Regions from separate parts of the Mus musculus genome. Here regions 2, 3, 4, 5, 6 and 7 are each linked to region 1. A link is a loop called in an ENCODE intact Hi-C map of the cell type or tissue named here. Cell type or tissue: heart. All regions are shown on one strand. Region 1 holds the start of Erbin (Erbb2 interacting protein). Region 2 overlaps Erbin (Erbb2 interacting protein). Region 3 overlaps Erbin (Erbb2 interacting protein). Region 4 holds the start of Nln (neurolysin (metallopeptidase M3 family)). Region 5 overlaps Erbin (Erbb2 interacting protein). Region 6 overlaps Nln (neurolysin (metallopeptidase M3 family)). Region 7 has its middle 58 kb from the start of Erbin.

What was found. A loop is a pair of places that touch in the nucleus more often than their neighbours do. Peaks named below come from ENCODE experiments on the same cell type or tissue, not always from the same donor. Only the 100,000 strongest peaks of a DNase experiment are listed, where the experiment ranks them.
Region 2: a loop joins it to region 1, with 2.0 times the contacts of the local background. A loop is called at or near these places in 8 of 42 quality-filtered maps.
Region 3: it touches region 1 in a loop (2.7-fold over the local background); 7 of 42 quality-filtered maps call a loop at or near these places.
Region 4: it touches region 1 in a loop (2.9-fold over the local background); 7 of 42 quality-filtered maps call a loop at or near these places.
Region 5: it touches region 1 in a loop (7-fold over the local background); 4 of 42 quality-filtered maps call a loop at or near these places.
Region 6: a loop joins it to region 1, with 2.0 times the contacts of the local background. A loop is called at or near these places in 17 of 42 quality-filtered maps.
Region 7: it touches region 1 in a loop (2.5-fold over the local background); 4 of 42 quality-filtered maps call a loop at or near these places.

What each region holds. Positions count from the first base shown.
Region 1 is chr13:103,919,325-103,923,324 of GRCm38, forward strand. It overlaps Erbin (Erbb2 interacting protein), which reads right to left and starts at 1,262. Exons shown (of 26, transcript NM_001289473.1): 1 at 922-1,262. It overlaps D130037M23Rik, which reads left to right. Exons shown (of 1, transcript XM_006517803.4): 1 at 1-4,000. The coding sequence starts at 669. The coding sequence ends at 2,498. In heart, CTCF peaks have their summits at 82 and 1,785; DNase peaks (open chromatin) are centred at 87, 1,177, 1,787 and 2,307; H3K4me3 peaks cover 2,964 bases; H3K27ac peaks cover 2,855 bases.
Region 2 is chr13:103,870,006-103,874,005 of GRCm38, forward strand. The region is part of intron 4 of Erbin (Erbb2 interacting protein); the gene reads right to left. Among named protein-coding and RNA genes, the nearest start is that of D130037M23Rik, 41 kb to the right of the region's middle. In heart, no CTCF peak of the experiment used is centred here; no DNase peak of the experiment used is centred here.
Region 3 is chr13:103,853,156-103,857,155 of GRCm38, forward strand. It overlaps Erbin (Erbb2 interacting protein), which reads right to left. Exons shown (of 26, transcript NM_001289473.1): 13 at 3,840-3,955; 14 at 1,664-1,733. Among named protein-coding and RNA genes, the nearest start is that of D130037M23Rik, 58 kb to the right of the region's middle. In heart, CTCF peaks have their summits at 1,974 and 2,173; no DNase peak of the experiment used is centred here.
Region 4 is chr13:104,107,279-104,111,278 of GRCm38, forward strand. Nln (neurolysin (metallopeptidase M3 family)) reads right to left here and starts at 2,336. Exons shown (of 13, transcript NM_029447.2): 1 at 2,138-2,336. The coding sequence starts at 2,178. It overlaps Sgtb (small glutamine-rich tetratricopeptide repeat (TPR)-containing, beta), which reads left to right and starts at 2,463. Exons shown (of 11, transcript NM_144838.2): 1 at 2,463-2,691; 2 at 3,792-3,911. The coding sequence starts at 3,812. In heart, no CTCF peak of the experiment used is centred here; a DNase peak (open chromatin) is centred at 2,233; H3K4me3 peaks cover 2,228 bases; H3K27ac peaks cover 1,600 bases.
Region 5 is chr13:103,838,819-103,842,818 of GRCm38, forward strand. It overlaps Erbin (Erbb2 interacting protein), which reads right to left. Exons shown (of 26, transcript NM_001289473.1): 19 at 2,336-2,450; 20 at 489-672. Among named protein-coding and RNA genes, the nearest start is that of Gm52054, 66 kb to the left of the region's middle. In heart, no CTCF peak of the experiment used is centred here; no DNase peak of the experiment used is centred here.
Region 6 is chr13:104,047,231-104,051,230 of GRCm38, forward strand. It overlaps Nln (neurolysin (metallopeptidase M3 family)), which reads right to left. Exons shown (of 13, transcript NM_029447.2): 8 at 3,265-3,631. It overlaps Gm30967 (a long non-coding RNA gene), which reads left to right. Exons shown (of 3, transcript XR_873894.3): 3 at 1-709. Among named protein-coding and RNA genes, the nearest start is that of Gm30967, 11 kb to the left of the region's middle. In heart, CTCF peaks have their summits at 1,845 (motif pointing left) and 3,882 (motif pointing right); no DNase peak of the experiment used is centred here.
Region 7 is chr13:103,976,836-103,980,835 of GRCm38, forward strand. No RefSeq gene overlaps it. Among named protein-coding and RNA genes, the nearest start is that of Erbin, 58 kb to the left of the region's middle. In heart, no CTCF peak of the experiment used is centred here; DNase peaks (open chromatin) are centred at 1,686 and 1,796; H3K27ac peaks cover 1,070 bases.

The DNA of each region.
Region 1 (4,000 bases):
GAAGCAAACAAAAACAGATGGGCCAACACACATACAACTGCAAAACAGCGCCGCTTTTTCCGCACAGTGTGACTCTTCTGAAAATTTTAAGGGTTTTATTTCGCTTCCCTTCCAGTGTTGTTCCTATTCGGAACTGCATACAAGTCCTGACCAATCAACTACTTGCAGGTGTTTGGCGTTTTGTTTTGTTTTTGTAGCCATATCCTTCTCCGTCCTCATCCCTAATCTTTACGACATTCTGTTTCCTAGAACGCCAGTTTCAAGAAAAATCTAGCAGCTACTCTTCAATCAAGTAACCAAACAAGCACTGTTAAGCTACTGACTGAAAAGAACGCACGACTTACTACTACTACAAGCGGCGCCTTCGCTGTCCAGAAAAAGCAATCGGGAATGGCAGGCAGCCGGTTTCTAAAGTCCAAAGAACCAGACGTGTTCTACCGAAACGACCTCCGCGTAGGATTAACGCGAAAACCAAAACAATCGGCACCAACATAAACAAATGTGGCAGCCATCTCAGGGAGAGGGAATCAATCTCTCCCCGCAGCCAGAAGACTCAACTTTCTTCGGAAACAAAAGTTGCCAGCCTCAGCAACTTGATATACAATGTATACGTCCCGGAGCACTAAAACTTCTGGCCCTCCTGCTCAACAAAGGAACTCTTTCTTCCGATGGCTGAAAAACTTTTCGTCCCACCGCATTCTTACAATCCCCGTCTTAAAAAGAAAGGAATCCAGACGGTAGACGGGGCGAGGGGGAGAAATCAGTTCTACTATTCGGCGGCTAAAATGCCAAGGCACGGGAGAAAGAAGGGAGACGAGTCGGGCAGAGCGAGGTGGACTAAAGTACCGTCGCTTCCGGCCCACGAACTTGGCTCGACGCTTCCCGTAAAAGAAAGAAAAAAAAAGAAAGAAAAGAAATTACCTCTCAGGGTGTCTCAGGGCAGCCGTCCCGAGGCTCGGCTTGACATGGTTCCCTGCCCTTCCTCAGTGGCTCCGGGCCCCGCCGAGGCTCCCGTGAGGACGAGGCGGATGTGGAGCTGCCGCCCGGCCGGCCGCAGCAGTGCGGCTGCTCCGGTGGGGGCTGGGGTGCGGGCTGGCTTCCTGCTCGCGACTTGTGTCAGGAGTTTCCCAGCCCCGGCTCGCTTCTCCGCCGAAGGAAAAAACTTTTCACTCGTGACACCGCCCGGAATTGCCGTGCGAAACTCACTTCCTGCCTGGGTGAAAAGCAGGCTCCAGCTCGGGGCCCGGGAACCCGGAACCCCGGGGTGGCGCGCCGCGCCGCCGAGGGGGAGGGGACGGCGCCCGCCCCGAGCCGCGGAACCTCGCGCGGCCCACGGGGGGCGAGGACGCGGAGCTCGGCCGGCCTGGGCCGCACTAGGCCTCCGCCCCCACAGCCGCGCCGCGCGGGTATTGTCTCGAGTGCGCCGGCCGCGCCCTGCGCCCGCCCGGCCCCCGCCGCTCCGAGCCGGAGCCGACCGGCCGCGCAGGCTGGAAGGCGACCGTCCGTCGGGCGGTCCGACCGGCCGGCCCTGTCTCTGCCACTCGCGCTCGAACCCTCCGGGCTTCCCGCCGCCGTCCCTGCGCTCTCCTCCGTCCTCTTTCCCTGCGGTCGCGGCCGCGGCGGCGCGGTCTCCTCGGGAGCTCGCGGGCCCGCGCCGGGGGCCCAGGCTGCGTCGCGCGCCGCCGCGCCACCTTCACTCTCGAGCGGGAGACGGAGAGGGGAGGCGAGGCGGAGGAGAGAAAGGAGGAGGCGGACCCGGGCCGGGCCGGGGTGGAGGGAGTTTCTGCTTCACAGGCCTCGGCGGCAACAGCGCCACCGCCCCGGCGGCTAAGGGGGCCGAGGCTGCGCGCGGCGGCGGCGGCGGCGACGGGGGCGGGGCGGGCTCCCGCGGGGGCGCCCCAACCGCCCACAGCCAGGCGAAGGCCGGCGCGAGCCAGTCAGCGCGCACGGGGTCTACGCGGTCGACGTCGGCGGCGGGGGGCGCGGGCCGGGGGCCGCGGGCCGGCGGGGAGGCGCGCGGCGGGAGGCCCGCCACCCACCCTCCCGAGGCCCGGGCCGCCGGGCTCCCCTCCGCCCCCCACGACCCCGCGAGGCCTCCGCCGCCCGGGCCGATCGAGTTTCTTTGTACGACCGTAATTGGTGCAAAGAGGTTGTTCGAGTGCAGCCCCGATTTCCAGGCAGCAGGTATCTCTTTCAGCTGCAGCACTCCGACGCCTCTAATGGCACGCTCAGGTTGCAGGAAACCACCGCCGCTGCTCCGTGCAGCTTCTTCCCACGCCGGGCCGGCCTCCGAGCTTGCTGCAAGCGGCGACGCGGCCGGGGGCCCCTCCGAGGAGACAAAGCTGGTGCTGGGAGGCGGGGAGCGTGGCCCGCGAAATTGCCTCAAGACGGTGCCTTTGTTAGAGGAAACATTGGATGCACTCCGAGCGCCGCGAAGCCTTCCAGCCCCTACGCTTTCGGGCGTGCAGTCGTTCAGTCAGTCGCGCTGGCCCTGGTAGTTCTGCCTGGCAGGGTTTGCGTTTATTGCAGAGAGAGACTTAAGCATTCTGTCAACACATATGGCTTAGAAAGCTTCAACCATAACATTGCCGTTTTTACAGTTACTGCTTTAAGTATGTTAGCAGACAGAACATCCTTGTTTTACCCGAGGGAATGGAATAGATTCTGGGCAAACCATCGTCCACCCCCACTCTGCTGTATTAACTATGCACAGGGATGGTAATTAGCCTCTGGGTCCTTCAAGCCACTGGTTCAGTTCTTCCGTCTGTAGCCCAGAGATAATTATTCATCACCAACTTTGAATAAAAAGCTATATGCCTTACAGATGAGTTTTGGCTTGCATCCAAGGGAAAGAGTTCACGAAGTCCACCAAAGAATTATTTACTAAAGTTGAGTTCTACGCCAGAGACAAATACTTGGAATAATTCCAAAGATATTCAAATCATTTTGAATTGAAGTGGAAGCATTTTAACTACACCCAAAACTGCTAGAATTAACTAACACGAGCGTTAGATTCTTAGCCCGTAGAGGACAGTGGTACCAGGGTTTCAGAGCGGTCTCTGAAAAACATTCGATGACAGCCCCGGGAATGGCAGAACTGGTCATTTCATCTTGGGAATCTATTTTATACTAATAGGGATCTTAGCCATTGTATATTTTAAAAACGGTGTATTTGTACAGACTGTTTCAACGGACATGAGAACGTTTTGTTTTACACCATCTTTGGAAAATGTTTGGAGTTTGATCAGAGCTCAATGGCAAGGCTATGATCAAAAGGTCTCTATCCTAAAGTGTCCTGGATGAAGCAGCCTCCATCCAGTGAGATCCCTGTTGACTCCTGGGATTCCAGTACTACTGCATCCTGTAGCTTTAGACCCTACTAAATGTAACTGCCTATGTAGTTTAGTAGTAGAAACCATGCCCTGGGTTTGATCTCCAGCACCATGTGAGGAAAGGGATAGTAGGATAGATTGAAACAAACCTAACCCCAGCCTAAATAACAGGAAACCCCCAACTCTAGGTTAAAACTTGCCCTGGTCCTAGCCTTTTTTAATGTAAATTCCTGCTGGGGACTATTGTGACTACCACTCTGACTAAAAGTCGCCATAACTCACCTGAAATTCTGTCAGTCGCACTTATTCCCTCGGGGTTTATTTCTCTAGAGCAAAGCCATAATCGCAGGAAAGGTAATATTTTAAGCCTTAACAGTAGTCATTTATACCTAATTCATCAGATTGATCTCTAAAGCAGCTTTTAGTGGAAGGAGAAAACGAAGATAGCATATGTCGATGCTGAGTGAAGAGAGAATGAGCCTCACTCCTTAGACAGTACAGAGAACAGGAATACAGGCGACAGACGGTCCCCATTCGACTGTTACCGAAGTTCTGATTATGCTGGAGAATGAGCCCCAAGAATGGTGCATGTTTTACTATGTCCTGTACAGCTGAGGCAGAGCTATAATAACATTGCTCATAATTTTAAGGAAAATGTTCTACTAGTT
Region 2 (4,000 bases), 49 kb before region 1:
TTTAACACCAGCTCCTCATGTTGTGGTGATCCCCAATCATAAAATTATTTCATTACTACTTCACAGCTGTAAATCTGCTACTGTAATGAACTGCAACATAAATATCTGATTTACAACCCCCAGGTTAAAAAACACTGCTTTAGAGTCAGTAGGAGTTAGTTACCAGTTAGCCTCATCATAGGGCAAAAGCATACAACTTGAATTTAAATGATGGGAAGTATCAAACAAACTCATATTAAAAGTACTGTTAAAGAAATGGCCAGGATGGTAAAAGTTAATTATCAAGAAGGGGAAGGAAAAAAAAAAAAAAAGGGGGGGGGAAGACTGAGAAACTAGGTGGAGAAATCTGTCTTAAGAGACCTGACTAAATATAGCATATGAAAGTAACAAATTCAGGTATGGATGGTGAGAATAAATATTGCTGGTAAGAGCATATAACCACAGTGGAAAATAATCTGATGGTTCCTCAAAATGTTATGTATACAGAATTACAAATGACCCGGCAACTCTCTACTATTGGGTATGTATATAAGAGCACGTAAAACATATGTTAAGGAAAATGCTGTACATGAACACTCATGTTATTTATAATAGCCCAATGTCCATCAATAACAATTTAATATATAAGCATAATAAACAGAATATAGTATAGTCACACTATGGAATATCAATATATGATATACCATGAATGAGTCCTGAAAATATTATGCTAAGAGAAAGTAGCCAGACAAAAGGACATATAGTGTATGGTTTCATTGATTTGAACAATCCACAATAAACATTTTTCTTATCTGCAGAAACAAAGCAAAGCAAATACGAGGTTGCCTGGTGTTGTGTAGCTATTCCCTCTAAATTGAAACTTTCAATTGAAGCTCATAGACTTAGAAGCCTCACCAAACTTTGAAGAGTCTCATAGTTTCTCCACAAGATTGTGTAAGAATAGTAAACAATCACTGGAGAAGCGGAGACTCCAGTGCAGTTTCTCTACAAGCTGGGCAGGAGGCCAGGTGATGAACCTTTCATGAGCTGTCACCAGCTTCTTGATGATGCAGTTGCCCTAGTATCTATACTTCTATAAGCAACCCCAATAAATGCACTGCCTCAGAACACTAGACCTTGGAATAATTTCTTTGATCTGTCCTTGATGCTCTATCTAACGTGGAAAAACAAACAAACAACAACAACAACAACATCAACAAAAGTTGTCCACATCTCCACAGAAGAAAGTTACACCAGAGCCTAGGAGCTACTAGACAAGGGAACAGAATTCTCTAGAGGATGGTAAAAACATTCTATGTAAGTACTAGTAATGCTGTAATAAAATTAGAACTATGCTAAATTCTACAAAAATACACAAAGTAAGAGCTCTTTTTAGTTTTCAAAACTCTATTATTCCTTCCCTTTTCTAAACTTCATATTAATACTTTTTAAGTACTAGGTTTTGTTCAGGTACCTCAAATTCAAATACATCTTTATTTTATTATTCAGCAAAAACATACCAAACACAAATTGGAAGACATGTTATGAACTACAAATACCTGGACTTTATCAACAGTTAAAATGTAGTGAGTGGTCTGGGGAGATGGCTCAGTCAGTAAAGTGCTTACAGCTTAAGAATGTGGGCCTGAATTTTGATCTCCAGCATTCATGTAGAGTAGCTGGGCATGGAACTACATGCCTCTAACCCCAGCTCTGGGGAGGTAGAGACAGGAAGAAGCTAAAGGCTTCCTAACTAGCTATTTTAGCCAAATCTGTCAGTTCCAGGCTCAGTTAATCACCTTATTTCAAAAAAAAATAAGTAGACAGCAACTGAGAACACTATCTGACTTCAATCTATGGCTTCTACACAAGCACGTGTATAAATACAGTCCGACAAATAGCCTTCCCCCCTCCCCCCCCCACACACACGGAGAAAAGAAAATGATTCTACCATACTTCACTGGGGTTCATTCTCATCATCTTTTGTTCATTTTCCTACTCTCTCAGATCTCCTAAGGTTGTAAGGTATAAGATGAGCAGGCCTCATTCCTTGGGCTTATCTCCCATGCTTATGACCTTAGTGAATCTGCTTAGCCTTAGTCATTACATAGTATCTATATGGTCACAATTCTCAAATGCATACATCTTGAACTGTTTTTATAACTTAACTCCATACTTAAAAATAACTGATGAGAAATTGGTATCTCAAACAAGAAAGCACGCAAGCAAATAAAAAGCCTGAGTTCCTAAGAGAGCCTAGAAAATGGAAATCTTCGTCAGCTATACTTCAGCCAAGGAGTTAATGAATAGACTATATAAAGAATTGTGAAAATTAAACACACATACATACATAATCCACAAACCTGCAATCGGTAAGTAGGTCAATACACTTAACAAACAATTTTAAAAGAAAATGCAGATGCCCATCAGAGAAACATATATTACAACTACTTTGAGATCTAACTCACCCTAGTCAGAATGACCTACCATCAAGAAAATAAATACAGGGAGGGTATGGGGGAAAGGAATAATAAATGTATTCACTGATATAATCACTATAGTAATCAAAACACTGAAAACAAAATTATCATACAACTCTGCTACACAACCTAGGGCACATACCCACAGGGCTCTTTACTTATCACTCATCTTTTAACAGTAGAAAAGAAACAAAATCAGCTCAGATGCCCATCAGCAAATGGGTGATAAGAATGTGGGACATAGACACAAAGGTATTTTATTCAGCCACAAAACAAAATGAAGTTATGAAATCTGCAGGAAATGGGAAGAACTAGAAACCATTAAGTGATGTAACTATCTGTTCTCTCTCATAACCAACTACCAGCTTTCTTTTAAGTGTCCTTTTTACTTTTGTGTGAATGCATGTTTCTTTCCCCTGCTTGTATATCTGTATACCACACACATGCCTAGTGCTTAGAGGCCAGAGGTTCCCTGGGATTGCAGTTAAAAGTAGTTGTAAGACTGGTCCAGAATGAGCCATCTCTCCAGCCTAGGTCGGCCTAATTCATGAGCCTCCTATTTCCTCCTCTTCAGCATATTCTAAGCTGCATATTCTATGAGCTGCTACAACCTGCTAAATCCTAGCTTCTAATTGTGAAACCTGTGGAAGTAAATATGGGAATAGGGCAAGGAACTAGAACGAACGGGGCCCTCACCTCGCAAGGGCAACAGAACAAGAGAGAATCCATGTGGAAGGGGAACAGTGTGGACAGCAGAATATAGATGGGGAGAAGGATGGGCAAAGAGATGAGAAGGTATCTTAAGGTGGGGGAAGCAACCAAAACAAAAGGACTTATGAAAATGATATAAGGAAACCTGTTACCTAGTAAACTAATTGAAAACCATTCCCGACTTGTCCCTTGAAAATGCAGCGCCTACCAAGCCCTCCATCTCAGCTAACAATACTCCCGCCTTTCCAGTTGCATGATAAAATCAACAACATCACTTATACTTCTTCTCACACTCACATGCTAGTCTGTGTTTTGTTTGTTTGGCTATTCTTAAGGAATGGTCTCACTCTGTATTTTAAGCTGTCCTGGACTCACTGTGAAGCCCAGACTGGCTTAGAAACCATGCAGTCCTCATGTCTCAGCTTCCCAAATGCTGAGATTACAGGCACGAGGGACTATACCCCATTTAAAAGGCATCATGAAATGCTAGTTCTACCTTTAAGAACACATGTCCATAGTTTGCCCACAGCCTCTGCACTACTACTATCTCCAAGAACTAAAACTGCATTTGAATTGGTTGGTTTTTCCACCATGTGTTCAGACTCTTTATATACACAGTTAAGGCTAAAATCAATGTGTGCACACAAATGCTCAAGAGGCACATCATTTACTGTTTCTCCAAATTACAGCTTCTTTCTTTACTCCTATATAATCTCATTTAGCTTATTACTCTGTCCTTACTATCCTGTGTGTTCATCACATGTGTCTGCTATGCTACACACATGTATGTAGAATCTTACACAAGTTAGGACACTAGCTGTTGTCTTCTC
Region 3 (4,000 bases), 66 kb before region 1:
ATGTATGATTCAGACACAGGTACTAGGCTAAAGATATTGATAGAAATAGTGATGATGTACAAAGTAATTTGAAGGATAGTTTACAAGAAATAAAGCAGAGGGATGTCCTTCTGGGAGCCACTCAGACAAGAACCAGGCTTGAAAAGCAGACTGCAGAGTCATCAAGTAGCAGCAGAGGCAGGTGAGGACAACAGGCACCTCTCCAAACCCATCATTCTCACCTTGCTTGCGAGTCACCAGATTACCAAAGCTGCTCAATTAGCATCTTTCAATTCTCTTTCATTTGCTCCTTTCTTTCCTGTGTGGTAACATTTCATTTCAAGCACTGTCTTCTCAATAACCAAGATCTCCTTCCTGTGATGTCTTTCTTTTACACCTAGGTTGGCAGTCCTATTCACAGACCAGCCACGATGGCATACACTTTAATCCCAGCATGCAGGAGGCATAGGCATAGGCAAAGGAGCAGAGGGGCAGGGGCAGGGGCAGAGGCAGGAGGATCTCTACAAATTCATGACTAGCCTAGTCTACATAAGCAAGTGGCAGGCAAGTCAAAGATGGACAGAGATACCCCAATCTCTGTCTCAAAACATCAAATAAAATAAACTAAGCAAACTAGTATCATTCCAACTCTGACCTTTAGGACTGTCTCAAAATTAGTCATAAAAGTATTATTTCCTTTTTCTACTACTATTACAGATTTTTGCTTAATTACATCACTACAAATCTGTAATATTATTTTAATAGTCAAGATAAGAAACTAGTCTAATGGGGCCGTAAAGATGGCTCAGAGGTTAACAGCTTTTACAGTGAACCTGAGTTTGGTTCCCAGCTCCCAAATGACAACTCCAGTTCTAGGTAAACCTATGTCCTCTTCTGACCTTCTCAGGTACCATTCACACATACATACATTCATGCAAAACACTTAAAATAAAAAATAAAACACACAAAATAAAAAATCTTTAAGAAAATAGAATCACCCTAAGTGTCCATTAATGAACGACTAGCTAAACATATACACATAATGAAATACAAGTAAGTCTTTAAAGGAAAAGATATCTTGTAACACAGGAAGATAACTATCACGTGATGTCATTGAGAGAAAAACTCAGAGAGAATCAAACATTTTAACAGGGACTTGGGATGGGAGTGTACTGGGACATGCTGGTTCAAGCACAAAACTGATAGAATAACTTCAAGAGCTCTACTGTAGGCTATGATAACTGAAGTCAGAATACTTTATCACTCAAAATTGCTGAAAATCGATTTTATGTGCACTCAAAACGAAGTGACAATGGCAGGAAGTCATGTCACAAAGTTGGGTAGAGTGGAGTAGGACTTCCTCATCTTTGAAGTTTTGTGTGTTTGGAAACTTGCTAAAATACAATAAAATTTATTACTTATACATCTATGTGTGAAAAGATCTATGTGTTTCTAAATACAGTAAGATAAATATATGTTTATATGTGAACAAGGTATAACTGTTAAGTTGCTCTATACAAACTAAAGAGTATCATTATATATTCTTGGAATACAATACATACTGTTATATATATATATATATATATATATATATATATATATATATGAAAAATACATACTACATATATTGAAAAAATATATACAATTGGAATTCCAGCCAAACTTAATAGGTCAGAATGCCCACCTGATTATCTGACAGCCACATAGCAGTCAACTGTTGTAGCTTTGTAAAGCTAAAAGGCAAATTCTTTAACCTGAATGGAAAAAACAAAGATTAAACTTAAAAATGAAACTGTTTAAATGATAAGAGATCACATCAGAAACAGTGGTATAATAGCACTTGCCTAGCATGGACCCTATCTTCCTACTTCCTAGCATCAAAAATAATGAAAACAAAAATACAAATCATCTGAACAATGCTGTAGAATGCTATATTCATAAGATTAAAAAAAGAAAGTAAAGCCAAATGCAAACTTTTATATAGGAGAAAGGACAAGAACATTCTCTAGTCTTAAACACTACACACACCAGCCCTGGGGAGGGTGTCCTTCCTGAGGGTGAGGGGTACCCCTGTCACCAGCAGACATGAAAAGCAACCTCCAATATTAGTACAAAACCATTCTAGCTATGTCTGAAAACTTTGTTCTAGGACAGAAGCATTAACTTGTTTAATAGTAGCTTCTCTACTTTTTAATAAACTGAAAAATCAAATCTGTTAAAAAAATAAAAACTGTTCATTCCATAAAGAAAGGCACGGCCACATTGAGTACTCACAAAACTGCTTGTGTTTTGTATTGAAAAAACCAAAGCTGTAGTAAGAAGTCCTAGAGAGCTTGTTTTTAAAAACACTGCACAGTTCTGTATTTTAGGGGTTCATTATTTTACGATGATAATATGTAAAAACAAAGTAACGTAAGTGCTTATTAGTGTAGTGGCTTGAAAGAAAATAGCCTCCATAGGCTCAAAGGAAGTGTCGCTATTAGGCCACTATTGTGGCCTTGCTGAAGTAGATGTGACTTTGTTGGAAGAAGTGGGTTGCTGGGCTTGGGCTCTGAGGTCTCAGAACCTCAAGCTAGGCCTAATGGCTATGTCACTTCCCATCGCTTATGGGTCAGAGTATGTAGCACGCTCAGCTCTTCAGCTCTCCAGCACCATGCTGACTGCATGCTTGCTGCTATGATGAAATGGACTAAACCTCTTAACTGCAAACCAGCCCAATTAAATGCTTCCCTTTATAAGACTTGCCATGGTCACAGTGTCTTTTTACAGCAATAAATACAAATACATTGAAATTTCAAATATATTGAAAAAATACATACAATTGGAATTCCAGCCAAATTTAATAGGTCAGAATGCCCACCTGATTATCTGACAGCCACATAGCAGACAACTGTTGTAGCTTTTTACAGAGGCATAGATTCTTTTTAAATAAATGTAGCTATTAGTATACTGATAAGTCAGAATATTATGCTAAATGCTCTACTTTAACATTTTTTACCCGAGCTTCAAAGTTCCCCTTTATATAAGGGAACCTACTGTACTATTCCAAAGGGATGGCCTTCATAGTTTGTAAAGTACTACAAAATAAAATATAAAGCATCCCACAGTTGTTCTTTAATTAGTTTCAATCTCTGTGGTGGTTTAAACATGCTATGCTCATGGGAAGTGGCACTATTGGAAGGTGTTAGGGGAAGTGTCACTCTGAAGGCTTTGAGGTCTCCTATACATGCTCAAGTCTGGCCAGTGTGATCCAGACCCTCTTCCTCGCTGCCTTCAGACCAAGATGGAGAACTCTCAGCTCCTCCTCCAGCACCATGGCTGCCTGCAGGCTGCCATGCTTTCCACCATGATGATAATGGACTGAGCCTCTGAAACTGTAAGCCAGCCCCAACTAAATGTTTTCCTTTATAAGAGATGCTGTGGTCATGGTGTCTCTTCACAGCAATGAAACCCTCACTAAGACAGTGTCTCAAGTTCAGCAATCTCTGCTCCAGTCTAGCAATCTCAGTGGTCAGTCTGCTCTGCACTTTGGTTATTTATGGCTCAAGCTGTGTGAGTCAATCTCAGCCCAGAAAAACATAAGCCAAGATTAGATTAAAAGTTGCTTTGTTCAGCAGCAGTATTAAGATGAATTTGGGACTTTATGAATTAAAAGCTCATATAATAACAAGAGGATAGAAATTGTGTAGTTATATTGGCTCAAAATGAACCATGTTAAGTAACATGATATAAATTTTAATCATTCTTTTAATTAAAAATTTAAATATACGTAAAGAGAAATAAACATCAACTAGTGTAGTATTTCATATGAAACTTTAACTTCATTCAGAGTATTCTATAAGCAACTACAGATTACAAACCTATTATCACTTAAATTGATGACTTTTAATTTTTGCATATCACCCATTTCCTCTGGAAGCGTCTCTAGTTTATTACAATGGAGAAACAGCACAGTTATATTTTTCCAGTTTCCAATCTGAAAGAGAAACAAACTGCAGATCACAAACCTGGGATATAAACT
Region 4 (4,000 bases), 190 kb after region 1:
AAGGATGTAGTCACTAATAAAATTCCAGGCTTCCAATGAAAACTAGAATGTTGGAGAATAGGATCTACTACAGTGAGCACTTGAAGACTTCTAATAAAAATGGATGGTAACCCTGAGGAATGTAACATTAGACAGTATGTAATAAAATAGGTCAACATCAGAAAAACTCCATAGCACAGCCACTTATTCCCAAATGAACTGTGACTGGAGTTTCAAAATTATGCAGAGTACCCTCCCAATTTAAAGATACACCAAGTGAACTTAGCATAGCAGCATAAGTAGAGTCAGTGGTACACGCCCCGAACTCTACTCTGCAGCTCACCCTTAAAAAACCAAGCACTGACCATGGTTACTTTAGAAAGCTATTAAAATATTCTTCTCTTGGGCTGGAGAGATGGCTCAGTGGTTAAGAGCACTCACTGCTCTTCCAGAGGTCCTGAGTTCAATTCCCAGCAACCACATGATGGTTCACAACCATCTGTAGCGGGATCTGATGCCCTCTTCTGGTGTGTCTGAAGACAGCTACAGTATACTCATATAAATAAAATAAATAAAGCTTAAAAAAATTCTTCTCTTTCTACCTATATATGAATGTGAAGTAAGGTTTTCCTTCTTAAATCAAAATAAAATGGAGAAACAGCTTAAATGTACAGGTATGTGTAGTAATCAAGCCATTTTGTATTAAGTCACTCCAGCATCCACTGACAAGATAAATGGAAAAATACGCATATATTTATTACTACTTGATAAACATTAATCTTTATGAATGTCCCAGTTTTTTTTTTAAAGATTTATTTATTTATTATTATATGTAAGTACACTGTAGCTGTCCTCAGACACTCCAGAAGAGGGAGTCAGATCTCGTTAAGGATGGTTGTGAGCCACCATGTGGTTGCTGGGATTTGAACTCTGGACCTTCGGAAGAGCAGTCGGGTGCTCTTACCCACTGAGCCATCTCTCCAGCCCGAATGTCCCAGTTTTAATTGTATATGGTTAACTATCGGTAGATATAATCGACAACAACAAAATTAATGTTCCTAGGTTTTCAGCAATTTTTAAAGGTAAAGGGGTCTTAATATTAAAAAGTTAGAAAAGAGAGCTAGCAGCGTTATAATGGAAATTTATTCTCTCTTCTTGCTTTCCATTAAATGGAAAAAAGAACTTCATTTGACAGCTTTACCACTTCCAGCCTGGAGACCAGAAAACAACAAACCTTGCTCAAATAATGGTCACAGTCATCAGGTGAACTCTGAAGAATCACTATTGTCCCCTGGGTGCACAAGGGCTAAGGAACACAGTGATCCACGCAGATGAGTGGCAAAGCACAATAGAAAATGACGAAAAGCAGAAATGCTGATGGTTGAAATAGTTGTGTGCACATCTACAAACCCCACAAAGTTCTTTTTTCCCCGTTGAACTTTCACATGAAATTTCAGTGTAAGGCAGATTTGGCAATGGGAGGTGGTGGCGGCTTTGTTCCCGAAAACCCGGCATATCCGTGCAAAGAATTTAATTCTCTCACCATTTTGCTACTGGTCTGTTGCAGAGGGGTGTGGTTAGAGCGCTAGGAAGCAATTCAAACCGTGTCCAAGCAACAATTCTGGACCAAGTCAATTTGCCAGGTTAAGAGATCGAATGTTTTAAGGAAGGAGGGATATAAAAATGAAGTTAGAAAGCAAGGACGGAAATAAGTATGAAAACCAAAGCGGTCTCGGGTGTATATTAAACGCCTGGACCGCTAACAAGTGCATGAGGTGCGTACGAAAATGCTTGCTTTCTGGAGTCCACAGCTGCGGCACTCTCTGTATCAGGTCCGCAGGTCTGAAGGGCGCGTCGGTCTATCCTTCCGTATTTATTTTGGGTTGGGTCTGTGAACCCAACAATTCTCACAGACTGCGGCTGAAGCAATCCCAAACAAAGGGGAAAGGACGGCCTCCTGGGGGAAGCGGCAAGGGAAAGGTGGCCCCAGGTTGCTGCACCAGGTGTCCCTACAGAGTCCATCAAGCAGGCAGAGGGAAAGAACAGTCCCAGAGGCATCCTGGGTGGGTGTAGTAGGGCTGCACCAGGCCCCACGGCTGTCGTCGACAGACGACCCCACCCTTGCCCACGGTCAAGGTTAACCCGCCCACTAGAGTACCTGTGGAGGCCTCGCAGAGCCGAAAGGCACAGGGTGATCATGGGCAGGCCGGGAGGCCGGCAGCAGCTGGCGCGTGGTCCTCCGGCTTGGTAGGTGCAGGAGGCGGGCGGTGGAGTCTGCGAGCCCGGAAGCCGAGAGCGGGCAGAGCGGAGCAGACCAGATCTCGAGACTGAGGCCGCTAGCCAGCGCCCTCCCACGTGCTGCAGGCCCACGCCTACGCCGTGGCCCCGCCCCTAGCCCCGCCCCGCATCCGGCTCCGTCCCCGCCCCGAGTCCATCGCCCCGCCCCTCTCTCTGCCCCGCCTCCACCCCACCCCTCCGTGCCCTGCTCCGCCCCTGGGGCGGATCCAGCAAGCACTGTCGTCCGAGAGCCTTGCGAGCAGCCGGGTGGGCTGAGGGGGCGGCGGCGGCGGCAGCATTGGAGCGGGGGAAGTTTGGGAGCCGTGGCCCCCTCTGCGATCCAGAACACCGCTCAAGCCCCGAGGACCGCGGGGACAGGCGGACCCGCTTCCCGACGCCCCCGGGCCCGCAGCCGTCATCTCGTGTCCTCTCGTGGTAAGGGGCTTCTCTCTGGAAAGGGTGCGTCTCCCGCAGCCCCAGATGGAGGCCTGCACCGCGCACCCCCTGCAAACACTGTCTGGGCTGAGGCAAAGCCGGGGTACAACGGGGAGGGAACCATGGGGGTGGGAGGTGGATGTGATTGGAGATGTAGGAGGGGAAGCTTGGAGGAGGTTGGACAGCTCTCCCCACCCCCATTCTGTTTCCCTCTTCTGCCCCGGGTCCTTAGTCAGAGAGTGAAATAACCTCTCTGGCCTAGGGAGTAGATTCGCCTTTAAAAGAAGTACAAAGCTAATAAACATCCTAGAAGCGGGTACCACACCCTGGCTGTGAATTAGGGATCCCGGGGAGCAGATTGCTGATACGATTTAGTGGAAATAAGCCATTAATGCCACCTGGCCCTGCGCCACTGTTTGGATGCATAGTATTCCATGTGAATGAACGCGGCCAGGAGCTTCCAGCTTGTCCACGAGAGCACAGCTACTGCAGGCAGGGGCAGATCGGTTTGTACTATCTATCGGGTTAGACGGTGATTTCTGACCAGTGTACTGATTAAATAGAAACGCCGGGTTTTAACAATAACACTCAATGGTTGAATAACCTTTCCACAGAGCCTTGTCGTCAGCAAGTGACTCTTAACCTACAAAAGTAGTAGAGTATAAATGATTAATACATTAAAAAAAATCTCTTGGAATAAAGGAAGATGCTCTCACTATGGCTCACATTCTGAGTCAGCAGTACGAGATCTCCCTCAACTTAGAAGCGAGGCCTTTCAAGGGTGATTCTCCATATGTCTGCACTCCTATACTTTCTTGTATCTGTATCATATATGCTGTTAAGACACGGTGAGCTCTAGGCGTTGCTACACATGTTTTGAAAATCTGTCTTTGTTATTTTTATTTTTTTACTGATGCAAGCTTTAACATAGTTGAATAGTGCTGGGTCTGAATGAGCATGTGGAATACATGACTATAACCACTTGTGCTTTCTGGACCCTTTAAAGAGAGAAAAGTAATCAAGGTAATGAATATTTTTGCTTTTATTGCTTTGAACTTGGTGGATGACCCTTGTTATTTTCTTCTTCTTTTTTAATCAAGGAGATATTTAAGCGTCTAAAATGTCATCTGTGAAGCCCCTAGTTTATGCAGTTATTCGTTTCTTGCGGGAACAAAGTCAGATGGATGCATATACTTCTGATGAACAAGAAAGTTTGGAAGGTAGGCACCTATTGTTTGTGTCCTAATTTTGTAAAGAAATACTAAAATAGCTACAATCCAAAGCTTATGGTTTTTAATAACAAAATCAG
Region 5 (4,000 bases), 81 kb before region 1:
GTGCACTCCTGGGAACAGAAGCAGCCAATGCTGTCTGGATTCATTCCTCCACCCTGGGCTCCCAGTGAATCTTATGGCATTTACTGCCTGGTGTGACTCATCAGAGGCAGCTTGGGAGCAAAGGAGAAAAGAAGGGAAGAAAAGGAGCAGAGCTGAGGCTGCTGAGCTGAGCATCCCCGGGATGGCCTCCTTGGGAGCTGCAAAGCCTCTGCTCAGGAGACTTCCCCTCAGAGCTTCACGGATCCTGGGCTCCCATGTCACACCTCTGAGCTGTGTGGTTCATGGGCTTCTGAATTCCAGGACATCTTTGCAACTAAGCAGACACTAACAATCACTACTCAATTACTTTAAAAATGGAGTAAAGAAATTTATTGCATAAGCCACTTATATATCTGTGAAACCATTTATGTTTAGCCCTATATTTATTATTTGTATTATTGTTTCTATTTATTGTATAAGTAAATACATTTGTTCAAATGCACACAGACCTGACTTTGGAGTTACTATCCACGGGAGTCTGTTTCACGGGAGAACAGAGTGACGTGTCTTGACTGCTGTCAGTATTAAGAGACACTGAATCAGACATTCGGGACGGAGAAGAACAGTTGCTGTTATTCTGATTACTGTTGTGTGTGACTTCATCGGATAAAGAGTCTGCATCCTTCGCATCATCTGAAAAAAGAAGAAAGTATTGAAGCGCAGTGATAAATTCACTAAGAATTCATGGAAAGCGTTTGCACTGATTGTATGTCTGAGGTGATAAATTAAGTCGGTAAGATAATCAGTGGTATCTCTGAAAATTAAATCCGAAAATATACAAAAATTCAAAAATTTAAAAGTTGTAATCGAATTTTTAATGTAATGTAGGGTACCCAAAATTTGACTTCGCTTTCTGCACAATTTTCAAAGGCTACTAACTCATTTTGGTGAATGAACGTCCTTTTGATTTTAAGAACTCATAATAAAAATATATATTTACAACCTCCTATAGTTCATCTAGTCAAGGAATTATTTCATATGAATGTGTAATATTTTTCAGCCTATCTTGATAATAAAATTGAGCAATGTAATCAATATGTAAACAAAATCAAAATTTCAAGGGTCGGTTCCTTTATTTCAAATGTAAACATTTACTTTTATATGTATGCCTGTGTGTGTATGTGCATTTGACTGAAGGTGCTCAGAAGTCAAAGGTATCATATCCCCTGCAGCTGAAGTTAGAGTGAGCTGCCCAATGTGGGTGCTGGGAACCAAGCGTGGGTCCTCTGTATCTCTCCACCTCAAAGACCTGTTTATAAAGTGGTAATCTCTCCATGTGTGAGGTGGTTGTTTAGAACAACGAAAAGGAAACTGTTCATATCTACTAAAGCACAAGTTTAAAAGGAATTTGAAAATAGTTGTAAAAAAGCTCTTTATAAAGAAGTCAACTCTAGCCAACTCAAGGGTCTAATGTACTCAGACATACCCACATATCGATTAAAGATAGTTTATTGTTTTTAGAAATAGGGCTCAAATGGTTTAGGAACTCCAACCTCAAGGTACTTGAGTCTTAGTTCCTTAATGTGTAAAAAATAATGTTAGACAGCCTTTGAAGTACTTTTTATGGGGCTATTACTACAACCAACTGTTAAACAGCTAAGTAACAACTGCCTAGTACCTAAGCAACTGTTAAATAAAGTACTCAATCGTTTTTAAGTATCCTTATAAACCCAAGCTGGCCAAGAGCCACCTTGGTAGTATCATTAGCTCTATGAAAGCAACCGTCTGGATAAGCATTTGGCAGAGATAGCGCAAGCTGATCAGGCACAAGTCGCAAGAGTTGTGTGATGACATAGGTGACAATTAGCTGGCGAAAGTTGGGGAAAAGCACTTAATATTTATCATTCTGGAATAGATAGGAATAAAATAATGTTTATATAGTATAAATCGTATATATCAGGAACTATGCAATGTATTATATGCAAAATCCTTCATTGGCCTCACTACAATTCAAATTTGTCTATATAAATGGATAAAATTAAGCACACAAGGAAAATGTATCTAGGAAATACTCAATAGAAATGGAATTATAATCTAGAATTATATCCCTTTAATGTACATGCCCTTACAAACAAACTCTGCATGGGAGTGGAGAGGACCTACCAATCTCTTTCTTTAAAAATGGGAAATAAGAACAACATTTTAGAAAGGCAGTTATAAATTTTGCTTTCAGAATGTTTCAAAAATGTGACATCCAATGAAATTTACTTCCACAAAGTTAATACATCTTACTTAGGTGATTTCTAGTCTTAATGCCTCCCCCTCTTAACATCTAACCTTTTTGATTATTACTAACCCTTTTTATTATTACTAAGTGCTACAACTTTGGGCTGATTAATCGAGGATTCAATTAATGGAGGTCGCATCTCTGCCATTTTCATTTCTTCATCAGAAGAAAGTTCTTCAGATTCCTAGTTTAAAGAAAAAAGGGATAAATACGAGAATTAAACTTTGGACTCTTTAAATGAATTAATATATCATAAAAACATCACAGGGAAACGAAGCAACTGCTCAGACCATGTATAAAAGTGCCTGTTAATGGAAATGGTTGACAAAGCTGCATGACTCAACTTTTTCAAGTGCAGCAATAAACCTACAGTAGTACTGTAACCACAGATTAAAACTTCTCATGGATCATTTCTGGCTCTAAGCCTTATCACTGTATCAGTAGTTGTCACGTGCCAGAGTGTGAGGTTACTGGCAAACAAAAATGACCACAGCACAATCCTGTTTTTCAAAAATTCAACTTCTGGAGTCCCTCAACAGAGCCTTTGCCTAAGTGTTGAGTAGTTTCATAACTATATTTGGCTTCTACGATAGACTACTATTAATGTGAACTATAAATATTTTACCTATTTTGAAAACAGAATTGTTATTTTCCATGTTTATTTCCTGTAATACGCCACAGTTGTTGCAGATTACCTACTACTGAGTAGTGTCAGAAAAGAAAATGACTTGTTAGTCATCAACTATTAATAGAAATTTTAATATCATATGTCATGCAGGAAATGAGCTCTCTTGCCAGTTAAATCATTCCTACATACTAAGATGAAACTAAAGCAAATGCTTTACAAAACTTGTTCCTCTGAAAAAGAAACAAACAGTACTAAGGACTTTTATGTGTTTGTAAGTGCCACAGTAAAGATATGGATAGTGGAGAGATCACTCAGCAATTAAGAGCACTTGCTGTCTTGCAGAGGACAAAGGTTTATTTTCCAGCACCCACATGGTAGCTCTATTTCTTGGTGTACAAAAATACTATTTTAATGAAATAGTTTTCAATCTCTATTCATATCATTATAGATTTATTTTTATTTCTTGTGTATGAATGTTTTGCTTGAATGTATGACTGTGTGTGTGTGTGTGTGATAACCATGGAGGTTAAAAGAGGGTGTTGAGCCTCTGGAACTGGAGTTAAGGGAGAACCAGAGCCACCGTGGAGTTCAGCGAGGCACAGTAGCTCACAGCTATACACCTAGCATGCAAGAGGCTAAGACAGGAGGAGTATCACGAGTTACACCAGCTTGGGCTGCATAGTGAGCTCCAGGACTATCTGGGCTATGGAGACTTAGTCTCAGAAAACTGAGAGTTCTGTCTATGTTTAGCAGTCTCACTTATACCTGAGATATAATTCAATAGAATACTATTCAGACACCATAGAAATAAGATGCAGTTCTGAGAATTACCACAGTATGAACTTCAAGAGAATATGCCAAGGGAAGGAAACGATAAAAGACCACTTACTGAGCAGTAATAGACAAATCTATACAGGCAAAGTACTTACTAGTTGCTTAGAGCTGGGGGGGGGGGGCGTGCAAAGCCTTAAAGGGACAAAAAGGATGACATTTCTTTTTCTTTCTGTGGCTATACAAATATTCTGCAAGTAACTGTGGTGATGGTTTTACAACTTTGTAAATTGTTTAAGTCATTAAATTATATGCTTTCAATCAGTACACTTAGA
Region 6 (4,000 bases), 130 kb after region 1:
ACTTAGGAAAAACTTTGGCAAATGAATTCTAGACACAGTCTAGAACAAGGGCAAGTCTGCAGCAAGCAGAGGTTAAACCAGGCAGTGGATGCTCTGGAACCTACCTAATTACTAAATGAGCCAATAGCCCATATGAAAAGCCTAGCAGAAGTAAATGTGGGGCCAATTTTAGACGTAAAGTTAACCATAGTCTTCACTCAAACTCCTGACTTTGAATCAACCTGTGAGAAATACAAAGAAGCAAAGCCAACAGGGGACCCATTCGCACGATGCGGATGCTAGAGCCATGAGCACATTTGAGCAGATAACCACATTGAGATGCTGAAAGGTGTAGGTGTGGGTGCCGTGCACAGTCAGCTGGCTAAGTCTGGAGAGTTGGAAACTGCAGGACAAACTCATGGGAGCATGGTGGCCCATGCCTGCAGCTCCAGCACTCTGGGCATTCAGTGAGCCCTTGGGTGTTCTTGGAAGATCTCAGAGGGAACTGCAAGTGCAGAAACAGGTAAACAGAAAAACCTTGGCACGCTTGCCTGCCATTTTAGACACTCTTTGGTATACTGTAACACGCTGCATGCACTGGGCGAGAGTGTAAAATGGGTGTCAATGTACTGTGGAGGCAGTTAGTAAACATTCCCGCTAAAACTCTTAAGAGATTTTACATGTTTCTATTTTTTCGATTAAAGACATTCTGCTAATTTTTACATCTTCAGAGAGGCTTTACTCTTCTTTGCTTTTTACTTATATTTTATCTTTAAGTTATTTTTACTATCTATGGGTATATGTATATCATGTGTACAGGTGCCTGTGAAGGCCAGGGTCAAATCTCCAGGAATCACAGGCGGCTGTGAGCTGCCTGATGTGGGTCCTGGGAACTGAACTCTGATCCTCCAGAGAAGATGTAAGCCAGGGCACCACTTGCATATAGTGCCCACATGTCCAGAGAAGGGTGTTGGATCCCCTGGAACTAAAGTTATAGATGGCTGTGCGCAACCATCTGGGAGGTCCTTTGGAGGAGCAGCCATTGGTCTGAACTCCTGAGCATCTCTCCAGCTCTTGGATGGTGATTCACACCTTTAATCTTAGTACTTAGGAGGCAGAGGCAGGAGGTCTGTGTGAGTTTGAGGACAGCTTGGACTAGACAGTGAAGTGAGCTTCATAATAGCCAGGGATACACAGAGCGATCCTATTTAAAACAACAACCCCCAAACAAAATAAAACAAACAAATAAACACATACTCAATTTAGTTAATTTAAAAATTCTCAATTCTGAGATTACATCTTTTCATGTTGCGTTTATCAAGTGATAGAGACTAAAAGTTCTTACCTTGCAGTTTCATGTAAGAATCAGAAGATTCTGTTTGTTTGACAATCTCGGTATTTGATGAGTAAAAATAAAATGTGCTTTAAAAAGAAAATAAGTCTTTAAAGAATCTACTCGGAATTCTGCTCTGGAGCCAGACAAACAAGACTGTTAGCCTGTATTTCATCTTTTTGCGGACTGTGACAGAAACGAGTATAAGTTAGGTTACTAACCTCACAACAGATTACCCTATGCTAGATTACTCTAGCAACAACCAGATCTCTAATATGAAACAGGGCAAGTATATTGTAGAGACACAGTGGATGGGAGGGCTTTGTCCCTTGGAAGTGTGTTAGGAGACAGGAAAGACTTCCTGGGTTAAATTGTGTGTGTATATATGTGTGTGTACCTGTGTATGTGTGTGTGTGTGTGTGTGTGTGTGTGTGTGTGTGTGTGTGTGTACATTCATGTGTCTAGCTCCTCTATGGAGGCTAGAGTATAACTCTCAGGAGTTAGTCCTCTCCTGCCACCTTGTGGGATTACGGGATTTTAACCGACTAATCCATTTGCTGGCCCAAAAAGGATTATCCTCTTAAGTACTCACATAAACTGTACCTGACACTAGTGTATGTATGTACGTGGGTATGTGCATACTACAATGTGTGTGTGTGTAGGTCAGAGTCAGTAATCTTTCACTATGGCTTCTGGGAATCAAATCAGTTGTCAGCCTTAGTGGCAAGTACCTTTACCCACTGAGCCATCACTGGCCCTCCTGGCAGTTTCCCAAAAAGCTTTGGGATAGCCTAGGTGCTGAAGGACACCTGTGCCACTAAACGGATCACAATTCAGCCTCGTTCTGAGCATCCAGAGCCAGGGGATTACTCACTGACCCTTTGCTGAAGGAGGGAGTGCTACAATTCTTTTTGGTCTATTTATAATGGGTTATTAATTGCAAAAGGATGGGTTTGTTTTAGAAAGTAACCTAAGGAGAAAAAGGTCCAAATCTTTTGTGTTTGATGGAACATTTGGAGTTGATAGTTACATACTTTAAACAATAATATTTGAAATTTGATCCCTGACTAAATGTTTGGGAAATGTGCACATGCAGTCCTTAGCACATAATCATTCTTACAGAGGGCCCAGAGGAACGAACATCTCAGGGAGGTTACGCCAGCTGAGCATCTGGATACATTAGAAACATTTTGCTATTTCTACTATATTGTGATGGCCCCAGAAAGACAATCGAGAAAATATTCAGAGTGTAAAGGACTGAATGGCAGACAGATTATCTAGTTAATAAACATTCTGGGGGCAATTTTAAATTAAGTAAATGCAGTAGATGGTGATGGTGATGGGCTGGGAGGTTGTTCAGATGCCCTGTCTAGCCTGGCTCATGTACTCACACATACACAACATACTTACAAATTTATTCTTTTGTTTTTTGTTTTTTTTTTTAAAAGAATTCAGCTATGTGCGGTGCAGTTTCCTAAACGATATGAAAGTAATCAGCCTATGTAATCTTTACAACAATCCACAAAATCAGTGCTATAAGCATTCCCGTCTTTCAGGACCTGTAAGGAGACAGTACAGCAAAGCTGCATAACTTGTCTAGAGCGTGATGAAGGCAGACATTCTGGCTTCAGAGCCTACTTTTTTTGCTTTTGGTTTTTCTGTGTAGCCTTGGCTGTCCTAGAACTTGCTTTGTAGACCAAGCTGGCTCTGAACTCAGAGATCCACCTGCCTCTGCCTTCTGAGTGCTGAGATTAAAGGTATGTGCCATCACAGCTTGGCGAGAGCCTACATTTTAATCCCTGTACATGTGGGCAATATTCAAGGGCAGAGTCAGGTTGCTTCTACCAGCCAATCAGGTAGGTACCTTGGATAGTGGTCCAGGTAAAACTGCCCCAGCCAATCAGGTACCTTGGATAGAGGTCCAGGTAAAACTGCCCCAGCCAATCAGGTACCTTGGATAGAGGTCCAGGTAGAACTGCCCCAGCACTTCTCCAGTAGCTTTATCCTTCACGGTGTAAAGTGAAACACTCTTATTCCAAACATGGGCATCAGCCACTTGTTCAAATGAAAGTCCCAACAGCTCCTGGTAGATGCTTAGCAGGCCTTCAGTGACCACCTCAATGGGAAAGTACTCCTTGAGGGACTCCTGGTCCACAGAGTACTTGAGCTCCTCTGTCTGGGTCATGTAGTAATGGAGGTCCCATGCGTTGATCTTCCCGTCGTATGCAAAACCTCGCTCTTCGCATTCCTTCTTCTTCAAGCTCAAAATAAACTCCCGTTCAGCCTCACCCAAGGGTTTTAATTTCTGGCTTAAATCATCTGTGAGGGAAATGGCTGGGTTAGTAATGCATCCTTTGGAGCCAGTGTATTCATAAGTACTGCCAGTTCTGCGCTGGCTCAGTCAGTCAGAGGAGACAGCACAAAGAGGAGAAAGAGCTGAAGGGGGCAGAGCTTTCTCTCTAGAGTAATTTATTTGATAACTCTTTCCCCCTTGTCTGTCTCTCTGTCTGTCTTTCTTTAATTTTTTTTTAAATTTTATTTTATATGAGTACACTGTAGCTGTTTTCAATCACACCAGAAGAGGGCACCAAATCCCATTACAGATGGTTGTGAGCCACCATGTGGTTGCTGAGAATTGAACTCAGGACCTCTGGGAAAGCAGCTAGTACTATTTTTTTTTAATTAGGT
Region 7 (4,000 bases), 58 kb after region 1:
TTCCTTAGTATAACCACTGTTGGTTTGGGTACAACATTTTTAATGGATAAAAATATGGAGCTACTGTTTAACATGAATATAATTATAGTTGACCCTTTGCTTGGCAGTAACTCATTGGGGAAGATACTTCTGTGTGTCAGCATGTAATTTGGAAGTTTCTGAGAGCTTCAGGCATGTCAAGGCCCCCATGGTTAAGGTATTTAAAATCTAGAAAAATATTGATATTAATATAATATATATATTTTTGTAACCCATCCAGTTATTTTTAATCTGAATTATTGAAAGTAGAGATGATGGATACATGAAAACATGGATATTAAAACTTAATGTATGCCTTCAAATTGCTCTCTAAAAAGTTTTTTTTTTTATCAAGTTATCTTCAAGAAGTTATCTTCAAGAAGATGCTTAGATTTTTCCCCCTTCTGTATATTCACCAGTATTCCATCTGATCAACAGGGATTTTTTTTTTTAATTGAACAAGGTTGTAACAAGATCCTAGCTGTGGTGTGTCAGTCAGTTAGCTTACTTCAATCGAATTATTGTTTTGAATGTGTGATTCACTGTCTATTTAAAGTCCTAGAAGAAACAACTGGGGGAACAGACACTAAGGAAAGAATTGTAATATATTTGGGACAGTGACTAAACATAAAATAAATCACACTGGGAAGAAAACTAGGAGTCCTGCTTTTTGTCGGTGGGTCTCAAATACCAGTGCAAAAAAAAAAAAAAAAATACATCGGCCAGAGAACTTTTAAAACCAGCCAATGTCTGAGTTGCACATCTCAGTTTTTGTTCTGTTGGTCTGTGGTATGGCCTGAGTAGTAAGATATTAAAAAGCCCCAAGGGGGATTATTTTATGAGCTACAAATGAGAATTTGTTTGGGGTATCTATCCACTTTAAAGGTCCCAAATTCCACATCTACATACCGGAGAAAGACGCCATTCTTCCTTGAAATTTTCAGGAATGAATTCAGGCTTGGCAGAATTCTGGTAGGGCACATCTCCCTGGGTTCAACCTCAGCACTTTATACGGATACTGTGAAGAAAGAGCTACCTGGATTGTTTTCCAGGGTTCAATTTCACTTCTGTGACTTGACCTACAAAGGTGAAAGAACTGGATGACTCAGGCTGAGTCAGCCATCATTCTAGATCCAGGCGAACCAAGCAGAGGCCCTGTAAGTCTCTGGCAAACGAATGGAATAAACAAACACGCTTTTCAGAACATTCTCTGCAAGATGAAATCTACCAGTTAGAACAGGTCTGGCCTGGCTGGCATGCAGGGAAGGCAGGATTTCTACAACGCATTAAGCAAGTAATGAATGACCTCTTTCTAGTGGAGGACATTCTTCAGGTATCTCAAGGGTCTGAGCCCTGATTTCTCAGCCTCTTGCTCTTCCTCGCTCCCTTCTTTTCTTTTCCTCACACTCCTCCTCCTCCTACTGTCTGGTAACAACAAAACCTTCAAACATAGTCCCTGTGATTGTTGATACCGGAAGGAAAATCCTGTCATGTGGAGAAATGAGTGTCCCCTGCTGACTGGGACAGTGAGTCACTCCTTGCCTCAGACCTTAGGGTATTCTAATGTTCCATATCAACCTGCCTTTGCCAAGCAGCAGCTGACACCCTAAAGAGAACTTCTGACCTTCAGAGATGAAAGCTGAGCTCTGAACACTGGTATCCCTGGTCTCACACACGCCTGAATGGAGGAGGAAGGCTGCTAGGGCTGCCACTTTCCAGGCACGAGGAGACACAAGCTGCTGATCTTTGGGTTGAGGGATGGGAAGACTTTGGGGCTGAGGGGAGGGGGTGAAGAGCCTGATTTACAGCATGGCTCTCATGTCTGTAATACTGCCACCGTGGCTGATGTCAAGTTAGCAAAGCCTTCAGTGTGCTCACAACATTCCTGAAGGTTTACTAATCAGCTTTCACCAGCCTGTCCAGACTGGTTGCAGCAGACTCCTGGCTCTGCCTCGGGAACAACTGGCCTTCTTAGTGATGCATGCCTATAGCCCCAGCACTAGGGAGCCTGAAGCAGGAGGATCACAAGTTCAAGGCCAGCCTGAGCTACATAGCAAAACTGTCTTCAAAAGGAAAATCTTGGTAGCATAATATATTTACTATTTAAGCTTATACCATTTTGTGGCTCAAAATTCAGTCTTGTAGAGCTGCAAATGTCAGTTTACACAGAGACCACAAGTTTCTCAGCATCTACTTGCAAAGATGCTAAGGGTCTAATGAAAGAAGGACTCAGCTCTTAATACTTCAAGAGGTTTATTTCTAAGAATTGGAAACTAGGGACTGGAGATATGGCTCAGCAGTTAAGAGCACTGGCTGCTCTTCCAGAAGACCTGGGTTTGATTCCCAGCACCCATATTGTAGCTCACAACTGTCTGTAATTTCAGTTCCAGGGGATCTGACACTCTCACACAGACATACAGGCAGGCAAAACACCAATGCACATAAAATCAAAATAAATCATCTAAAAACAAACGAATTGAAAACTAAGTGAAATACTGACTTAGGACTAAGACCATGGAATAAACTGGGGAGAAAAAAAAACAAAAAAGAGTTCTTTAATTACTGAATGAACAGTGTCATGCTTGACACCCCTGCCCCCACCACCACCTCTTTTCTCATCACATCTGAAGGCCTGTTAAGAGTGAGTAACTATTCCACTTCAAATTTATTTGAGCCAAATATGAATTGTAAATTCTCTAGAAGAAATTAATTCTCTATTTGATGTTAGGAAATCCTATGTTTTTCAAATGGATGTCCTACAGAATAAAAGAGACCTGGGTCCTATTTCAAAATGAATCACCAACTCTCCCCTCCCTAAAAAATATTATTTTCTTTAAAAAATACAAAATATTATAAGAATGTGCTCTCATTTTAATCCCAGGATGTGGAGGCTGCTTCGGACTGTCTGCAGCAGCTGACTATGATTTGCCTCGTGCTCTAGCAGAGGCGTGGTTTTGCCAGCTGCAGATAGTTTCTAAGACTGTGTGACATTTGGCGTTCTGGGAACTTTTTAGAGTAATAAATGCTAGGACCTCCAGTGGGGTTGGTGATTGTTGGTCTTTCGGGGGCAGGACGGTTGGTTGCTTTTTGTTAGTAGTCATACTCAAAGAAGGAACAAGAGAAAAGAAATTAAATTCAGGGATTCACATTCTTCTCTCTCTCTCTCTCTCTCTCTCTCTCTCTCTCTCTCTCTCTCTCTCTGTCTCCCTCTCTCTCTCTCCCCACCCCCGCATCTCTCTCTCTCTCTCTAGCTCTTGCTTTCCCTCTTCTCCTTCTTCCTCTTTCTCTTCCCCTTCAATCCTTTCTCTCCTATCTGGTGATAGGGAGTAAAACTAGGGTGAGGAGGGGTAGGGAAAAAAGAACCCACAAAATAGCAAGACCAGCTACAATGTTTCAAGAGTATGTAGTCGCTGGGGTAAAATTATGCTCAGAGAACGTTTGTATCCTATTTTGATGGCTCCCCATTCTTCAGACATGATGAATAAGTAAATGTTTGAAAAACTTGATTTGGGGGGAGGGTTCATAGTAGCCAGGCCCTATAGAATTTGAGCAAAAATAAATTCACATTGACAACTCCACAGCCAGGAGTAAATTATTCTTAATTAAGTAACACATTGGGTCTTTCCAAAGATAAAAAAAAAAAACAGTGATGGGTCAAAGAAGTGTGTTGCTTTAGACTGTCTGAGGCTATTAATAAAACAGTCTCTCTGCAGGAAGTGAATATAGACAACTCACAAAAGCAGGAAAGCTGCTCAGGAACCCGCTGGTAAACGCCTGGTCTCAGTTCATGGAACTGTCCTGCCGGAGTGTGAGAAGGTGCCACCAAGCCAAAGTCCAAGAATGAAGTGTTCGTCCTGCTTCATTCAGCATGTGCTTTTACCTATGGAAGCTGGTCTAGAGAGTGAAAACTGGAACTCTCTATACCAACCCCTTTATTACAAATACGGAAACCAAAGCCAAAGCTGGAGATGCTGGCCATGTA